2 separate regions of the Homo sapiens genome follow, and region 2 is linked to region 1. Evidence: read pairs that join two places in POLR2A ChIA-PET (ENCODE). Cell type or tissue: K562. All regions are shown on one strand. Each heading gives the region's core, and the rest is flanking DNA. Links, peaks and the distances in the headings are about the cores only.

Region 1 (4,000 bases), core at 1-4,000:
TTTTGGAGGTCAAGTTGTCATATTTGTAAACTTAAATCACCCCTTCTTTTATTCTCTTAAGTGTTAGAAACAAAATGTAAACTTACTTCATCAGAAGCAGATCGAAGACACTGGACAGCAGCCTGTTTTTTCATTTCTTCTAGAGTTAGATCTGAACATTTTTTCTTACTCTTTCCCCATTTCTTATAAGCTCCTTTTTCCCAGCCCAGGAAGATGTCATTCTCCTGCAATGAAATTGCACCAGGTTAAATGACCAGGGCTAACTTGGACACTACTATGTTCCACCTACCACACACACTCAGTCACAAAAAGGCCCCTTGCATTTCCATACGAGTTTTAGGATCGGCTTGTCTATTTCTGCGACGAAGGGAGCTGGCATTCCAAGACGGATTATCTTGATTCTATAAAACAACTTGGGGTGTACTGCCATCTTAATAGTATTGTTTTCTGATCACAAACATGGGATGTTTTCTATTTATTTAGGTCTTCTTTGATTTCTTTCAAAGATGCTTTATAGTTTTTGGTGCACAAGTCTTGCACTTTTGTCAAATTTTTTCTTAAGCATATTCTTTTTTATACTATTGCAAATGGAGTTTTTTCTTAATTTCATTCCTTAGGATTTTCTCTATATTCTAAACAAGATCATGTCATATGTGACTAGAGTCTTACTTCTTCCTTTTCAATCTGTATGTCTTTTCCTTACCTAACTGCCCTCTTAATGCTGATTTATAAAAAAAGTTTATGTATTTCATCTTTGAAAATGTCTTCACACAAATAGAAATTGCCAAATGCTGGTATTAATCCACAAGCATGAGTTTAACTGAACATATTTGGTTAGAAGGCATTTATAGAATTCTGTTAAATTTGTATCTTGATATTTGCCTTCTAGCATGTCAGTATATTGTAGATTAATACTAAGGAATGAAAGTTAATGAAAGCGCCTTGCTAACTTAAGTAGGCAAATAGATTTTGAGATAAAGAAATTTCCTTTGCACTGCGTATCCAGTATGAAAAATGCTGCTGGAAGAGCAGTTTGAGCCTGGACAACTTACCCATGATAAATTTGTGTGGGGATGGAGATTTCACTTCTTGTTTTAACTTTTGACAGAACAAAAAATGTATGAAGCAGCCTGACATTATTTATGATTCAAATAATGTTAGAGTGACTTTATCACATTATTTAGGTTGAATTAAGAAACATCACATCTGTAGCAAAAGCTACATAAACAACAGTATATATCACACACACTTGTTTGCATTCTGTTCTTTATACTTGTATTTGAGAGGTCCCTCATGCTGTTTTTTTAAGGCTTAATGTACTACGTTAATGTACCATAACTTAACCAAAATTTAACAGCATTGAATTGTTAATCACAGCTTAAAGAAATGAGTATAAAAAGAACCAAGATATTTCTATCTCACTTATTGTTATCCTTTTAGTCTCCTATCCTGTACTATTAAAAGTCTGCTTATGACTGGGGGCGATGGCTCATGTCTGTAATCCCAGCACTTTGGGAGGCAGAGGTGGGTGGATCACGAGGTTAGGAGTGTCTCAAAAAAAAAAAAAAAGTCTGCTTATACATAAACATAAAATATTAGACATTTGTCAAATAGTTACTCAGTCCTAATCTTAAAGAAACAACATAATTATCAAGTACCAAAAGCAGATACAACTAAGGAACTCCCCAGCATGAGAGTCTATTATCAGGTACTTTTCTAGACACTACAGGGAGGTCACGTAAGGCTAGAGTTCTGATTGACTTTTCCATGCTGTCTTTATCAAAAGGGAGATTGGGAACTGGGGGAGAAAAAGCACACGCCACTTGGAAATACACCAGCAGTCACTGGAGGCTAGCTGCTGAGCATACGCCCCTGCCTCACAGTGCCTAAATGACCAAAACCACAATGTGTCTGCATGGGATTAACACTACCCCCATCATCCCTTTGGCCACAAAGATTGGCTCAGAGAGAGGCACGTGGCCAATCAGAAATGCACATTTCATGGTCCTTGCTGGGAATGCGGGGAACATGACCTCTGGACAGTGTGTGAGAATATGATCCCAGAAGCATGCTCATTGTCACCACCCTTTACCCTACAAGGAGCTGGCTGCAAAACCAAGCTGACAAAAAGAGGTAGGCAGAGAGGCAGAGCAGAAGCCTGAATGACACTGGGAAGCTCTGAATCAAACCTAACAGGGGCCAGCCCAACTTCTGGACTTTTAGTTATTTGAGTCTTTTTTCCCCCGTAAGCCAATTTAGGCCAAACTTTGGGTTGCTTGTGAATGAGATACAGTCAGATTCTGAGGAGAGCATTCAGTAATAAATCCACTGATATATTGCTCAAAATAACCCCTATTTGCCCCTAAAAAATGAGCCGCTCCAATCAAACAAGCATAATTTCAGGTTAACTATATTCCTGTTTTTCCTACTAGGTCTTCAGCCCACAGTGATGACCTCCTCACTGACCTACCTGTCTGCCCACTGCCATGCCATTAAGTCCTGCTGGCTAAACTCGATCTACAGGTCTTTTGTCTCTAGGACATAACTAGAAATGCCCTCACACAGCACATCAGTCTCTTCAGGGTCTGTTTCCTGCGGGCCTGCCCCACTCTGACCTTCGACTACCCCCTCCTCAGCATACTCTTTTCTGACCTTACAGCATCAGGCCCCTCCTATTTCTGTGTCTTTGTACACACTATTCCTTTATACACACTATTCCTTTATTCTTCCTTCAAGGTGATTCCTAAACTGGCAGTTGTCACTCAGGGACCATCCCTAGTTTTCTCTGTATTGATGCATTCACATTTGCACATAAAAGCAGAAATGTCAGTTTTAAAACATGGGATATTTATATTTAAAACTTCTCTATTCCATGAGAACATTTTACACACACAAAAAGTGTTAATGGTGTCTTGGGAAGTATAGGAATTTGTGTACCCATCATTAGCACCAACTCTCACTCTGAAATTATTTTCATATTCCTTATATGTAAAATTTTATATATTTTCTTCTGCCTAACGTAAGTGCTAATGCAAAATCTAAACCTGACGGTGATGGGAAAAAATTTAATCAATTTTCATATAAGAGCTAAAATTAATCTTATTAATCAATGTCATTCCTAGAAGCTTGAAAGGAAGAATCCTTAGCTTTATTTATTTTATTTCTGAGACAGAGTCTTGCTCTGTAACCCAGGCTGGAGTGTAGTGGCGTGATCTTGGCTCATTGCAACCTCTGCCTCCTGGGTTCAAGAGATTCTCGTGCCTTAGCCTGAGTAGCTGGGATTGCAGGCATGCGCCACCACACCTGGCTAATTTCTGTATTTTTAGTGGAGATGGGGTTTTGCCATGTTGGCTGGGCTGGTCTTGAACTCCTGGCCTCAAGTGATCTGCCCGCCTCGGCCTCCCAGAGTGCTAGGATTACAGGCGTGAGCCACCTCACCTGGCCAGCTTTATTTATTTTAAACGTATCAATTCATAAACTACCAAAAACATGTATTAGCTTCAAGCAACCTTTATAACAATTTTGAAATGGACTTTGTCTCAAAAAAAAAAAAAAAAAAAAAAGCTGCTTTGAAAGTACAAGTCAGTTCCACCCCAACATCAATCCTCACAGGTAACTACTGTCAACAGTTGGCATATATCTTAACAGATTTATTTTAAATGTGGAATTTATCCCACATAGCAGAGTATATACAATGTAAATGTACAGTTTTAAGAATAATAATATATCTATCAGGTAACAGTCAGACCTAGAATACTCCCAGTAACCTCAGAAGCCTCATCTGTCAAAAGCTATCTTTAGGTGGGGCATATGGTGGCTCATACCTATAATCCTAGCAATTTGGGAGGCAGAGGTGGGCAGATCACTTGAGCCCAGGAGTTTGAGAACAGCCTGGCCAACATTGTGAAACTCTGTCTCCAAGAAAAATACAAAAATTAGCCGGGCATGGTGGTGTCCACCTGCAGTCCCAGCTACTTGGAAGGCTGAGGTGGGAGAATTG
Region 2 (4,877 bases), core at 1-4,000, 120 kb before region 1:
GAGCCTGGGCACTGCAGAGCCCATCTGCTCTGTCCCTTCAACATCTGTGCTGTCTGCCCGACAGGGAGACCACACTGGTGCTGCTGCTCCGGAGTCCAGCAGTCCCTCAGCTGCTGCTTCATGGGCTGTGTGGCCCGGTGAGTCAGCCCACCCTTTGACCTTCAGATGCTGAGCACACAATGGCCATAGCCACCATCTCTGACACTCACAGGAGACAGAACAGAGGGGCTGCTGGCTCCAAGCTTCCTCTTTTCACTATTTCAAATGCACCTGTCCCACCCCCGACATGGGAAGTCCTCGCACTTGCCCTCGGGGCATTCTGCAGAGCCCTCCCGGACCAGCTGCCGGGCCTGGGCTCCCCTGCTTCTGTTTCCAGGGCACAGGGCATTCCCTCCATTCTGTACCTATGTGATGGATCCATACCCTCTCCTCTCCACATGCCTTCACCTTCGGTGGGGTCTCCCAGAGGGCAGGGTAGAGTCACCTCTGCATCCCCAGGATCTACCCAGCATGCAGTAGGTTCTACACACGTCTGCTGGCAAATGGAGCAGCCACCGTGTGTGTGTGTGTGCAGGGGAGGCAAGTATAGGGCGATGAGGAGGCAGGACTGACATGCAAGGCACAGGGGTCAGGTAACGGGAGTGCAACCCAGACGAATCAAGGCCCGAGACTGAGAACTCAACAGAGGTAACCTCTCAGCAGGAAGGAGTCCCTCTGAAAAGAAGGGGTAATGGGCAGTGGGGGGCTGGGAGAGAGCAGGCAAGGAGTGGCAGACCACCACAACCTCCCTGGAGCAGGCTGAGAGCTGGGGGGTGGCCAGTAGGGGGTGAGGGCCATTTACCAACCCTGCCCCAGAGAATGCTGGACTCCTTTTGTTTTGCATCCCCAACAAAGGGCCCTTCAGTGGGAAGAAGAAACTCCTTTGTCCTATGGAGAAAAAGCACTCACTCTACTAGCAGCATTAAGGACAAGCAGCTGTTGGCCTCCAAGCTGTCTCAGCTGCTGTGCAGACACAGAGCACTCATTAACCCTGGTGAGACTCACCTGCAGCTGCCGCAACCCCACCATCAAGGGCACGGCAAGTAAACAATCGATATCTGTAGGTGCCCTGCCTCCAACCCACACATGGTCAGTGCCACCCGCACCGTCGCAGCGGGGTTCCCTGAGAGCCCAGGACTCTAGCTCATGAGTCCTGCCCCACTACCCCGATATGCACACATGCCAGCGCATAGCTGTGGTGCCTCTCCCGCCACCATCCATACCTGCACAGCGCCTAGGTGCTGGCATATCTCACCTCCTACCTAGCCCCTTCGTCCAGGTGCCCACTCAGATCCCTCCTTCTGCAGCAGGTGGGAGAGGAGACCTGACAACGTCCGCAAAGATGAGAGGAGAACCATTTCTTCTTTCTAAAAGGCTGATGTCTCGTGTCAAAAGCCCCATCGATCAGCCTTGGCTCAGACACACCTCTGCAGTCAGGAGGCCAGAGCGAGACGCTTTCTCAACAGCCCTCGGCCGCATTCATTCAGACACTGAACAACAGAAACAGGAGTCGTATGTGCTCTAAACCCTCTGGTCTTCCAGGTTAACACCAGGACTCCCCACTGTCCAGCCTCCTTGTCCTCCTGCCTTTTTTCGGCTGCATACACCCTGCAGACAGATGCCAGTCGCGCCCCAGGTGTGCCTGCCTTGCCCCTCCTTCAGGCACCCCGCAGGTACAGCTCCACACCAAGCCCCAGACCCCAGCAACGCTCTCTACCAGGGCCATCTTCTGTAAGCACAAGTGGACCACGCCAGCCCTGCCACAAATCCTGCCAAGGACTTGCACCTGTTTTTGTGGCAATGGCGTCGTGGCTCCAATCACCTACCTCAGGCCTACCACACAGGCTGCTCCCTCTGCCCATTAAGTGCCCCCGAGAGGAGACTCAGGATTAAATGAGGGGGTTCAGCCTGGCCATGCACACACAGCCCCACCACCAGGCTCAGCTCCTCGTGGACTGGGCACTGCAGAGAAATTCTTCCCTACTCAACTCCTCAGCAGGGCCAGCTCAGCTCCCCCATGGCACAGAGAGATTTGGGGGGTCACAGTTGACAAGAATGGGGAGTGCCCATCAAAGGGTGCCCTGAAAGGTGCTGGCCCCATCAGGATTTGTCCACACAGGCTGCTCAGTGTCATTTTAAAGCCATATGGCAGAGCCTGGGAAACACGCTGGGGGCCGTCAGGGATCAGGCCACACCCGGCCATGTGAAGAGCCTACCTGTAAGCCAGAGAGAGGCAGAAGCACTTTTGCACAGGGAAAAGGGCCCAGTGCTTCCCTGGGGCGTTTCTCCAATGACTTGCAAAGTAATGGGGAAAAGACAGGGGACACCAACAAAGTAATGTTAAGAATAATGGCGTGTCCATTTTTCTGTGAAGGCAGAGCTCCCAGGTCCAGTGTCGAGTGCCAGACCCCAGGACACGGTGTCCTAATAATTAGGAGCGAGGTCCACGGCTCACACATTTAACTGGGACAAAAGGACCTTCAGAAGCCCCATTCCCAACAAGAGTAGTCAGGTACGCGTTGGACACCGATTCTGGCCTCTCTCGGCCTCCTCCGCACTGTTACCAGGGTCTTTCACAGGCCTGTGCAGTGCACCCGATTAGGCTGGAAGGGCAACATCTGAAGAGACGCAGCGGGGGCTGAAAACAGCAAACCGCCTGGAGGCTCCAACACCCCTCACCTTCTGACAACAGGTTGGGGCCTGTGCGGTCCCATACAGGAGCCACTGGACACGCCAAAGGTGCAGCTCATCATGCTGAAAGATGCTGGCTGACATAAAACATATTATTATTTTTTAATGTCAGATAAAGTCTGGAAACAACCCAAGAGTTCCTGATACACTCACAGGCAGCTTTCAGGAGGCCAACAGGCATTTTTTTGAAGGGAAAAAAGCAAGGTACATAATCATACAAGGCATGCCATGTAACACCTGCATCTGCATTTGCCTGTACAGCCACAGACTCTCTGGAAGAACACAAAAACTGCTTATATTCATTGCTTCTGGAGCAGGATATTGGGTAGCAAAAGGCACGGGGTAGGCCAGGCATGGTTGCTCACATCTGTTATCCCAGCATGTTGGGAGGCAGGGGTGGGCGGATCACTTGAGCTCAGGAGTTTGAGATCAGCCTGGGAAACATGGCAAAACCTTGTCTCTACAAAAAATACAAAAAAAAAAAAAAAATAGCCAGGCATGGTGATGTGCATCTGTAGTCCCAGCTACTTGGTAGACTAAGGTGGGAAGATCACTTGAGCCCCGGAGGCGGAGGTTGCAGTGAGCTGAGATCGCACCATTGCACTCCAGCCTGGGTGACAGAGCCAGACTCTGTGTCAAAAAAAAAAAAAAAAAAGGGGCACAGGGTAGAAAGCCAACTTTTCACCCATATACTGTCTTGTAATTTTTGATTTCTGAGCCATGCAAACGTGTTGCTGATGGAAAAAAGTTCATAAAAAATTTAAAAGCCACTGCAAAACTAGGCATTTCTGCCATTAGAAAATGAAATGCTTTGTACCACTCCCACCTCATCCTTCAAATCAGTAAGACTTCATCACACCCCAAAAAAGTACAGGATTTTTCTGCACTCCTAGCAACACAACTTGGCAAGATCGGGCCACTCCTGTTGCATTAGGTAGGAAGTGACAGCAAGCAAAAGGCCAAAGAAGAAATGCAAGTATTCAGTGATGCGCTGCTGGTACCAAAAAACAAGGCCTTTGGAAGAGACATAAAAATGTTTATTCCACAGTCTAAGTACAATCGTCATGCCTACTATGCCTCAAAAATGGATCCTGAGAGGGTTCCAGAGAAGGGGCTGCATGGAGCGCTGAGCCTGTGATCCCCCCTTGTTCCCACTCACTCAGCAGCTCTGCACGAACCCCTGCCCACACTGTGCTTCCCAGAGGCGGGGGCCCTGCTGGAAACAGCAGCAGCCGGCTGTGAGCCTGCAGGAGGACCACAGCCTTCACACCAGCCCGGGGGAAGGCCCAGCAGAGACCAAGGGCTTCAGAGAAGCAGGCAGAGCTGTGTCTGCCCTTGACTTTATCTCTTGGCAGGCACTGCTTCTGAGCCTCATTTCTACCTCTCAGGATTAAATATGATAAAAAGAAAGCCAGGAAAGCACCCAGCACCTGCTGCAGGGCCTGGCACCCTGCATATTCCATTCAGTGACACACACTCTTAAGTGAGCACCTATCGTCTCCAAGGCTCAAACTATAAAACAAACAGGTGAGTTAATAATGCTACCATCCTCGGCCGGGCGCGGTGGCTCACGCCTGTAATCCCAGCACTTTGGGAGGCCGAGGCGGGCGGATCACAAGGTCAGGAGATGCAGACCATCCCGGCTAAAACGGTGAAACCCCGCCTCTACTAAAAATACAAAAAATATTAGCCGGGCGTAGTGGCAGGCGCCTGTAGTCCCAGCTACTTGGGAGGCTGAGGCAGGAGAATGGCGTGAACCCGGGAGGCGGAGCTTGCAGTGAGCCGAGATCCCACCACTGCACTCCAGCCTGGGCGACAGAGCGAGACTCCGTCTCAAAAAAAAAAAATGCTACCATCCTCAAGAAGCTGACCAATAAACTGGCCAATGAGACAGGGGTACGGACACCTTGAGAACCAAGAGGAGTGTCCGGCTTTCGAGGGTGAGAGAAAGAAGATTGAAGAGTGAGAGCATTCCAGGGAAGGGCATTAAGAAGACTGTTCAAGCCAGGCCCAGTGGCTCACACCTATAATCCCAGCACTTTGGTAGGCCAAGGTGGGTGGATCGCTTGAGGCCAGGAGTTTGAGAATAGCCTGGGCAACATAGTAAGACCTCATGTCTACAAAACATTTAAAATAAAAATAAGCCA

The links. ChIA-PET counts read pairs that join two places held together with the same protein. Peaks named below come from ENCODE experiments on the same cell type or tissue, not always from the same donor. Only the 100,000 strongest peaks of a DNase experiment are listed, where the experiment ranks them.
Region 2: POLR2A ChIA-PET joins it to region 1 with 5 read pairs; 4 of 35 experiments call an interaction of 5 or more read pairs at or near these places.

What each region holds. Positions count from the first base shown.
Region 1 is chr4:6,838,291-6,842,290 of GRCh38, reverse strand. KIAA0232 reads right to left here. Exons shown (of 10, transcript NM_014743.3): 4 at 87-224. Among named protein-coding and RNA genes, the nearest start is that of KIAA0232, 58 kb to the right of the region's middle. In K562, for the core only: no CTCF peak of the experiment used is centred there; a DNase peak (open chromatin) is centred at 1,920.
Region 2 is chr4:6,958,590-6,963,466 of GRCh38, reverse strand. All of the region lies in intron 2 of TBC1D14 (TBC1 domain family member 14), which reads right to left. Among named protein-coding and RNA genes, the nearest start is that of TBC1D14, 51 kb to the right of the region's middle. RefSeq lists an enhancer at 3,609-4,109. In K562, for the core only: no CTCF peak of the experiment used is centred there; no DNase peak of the experiment used is centred there.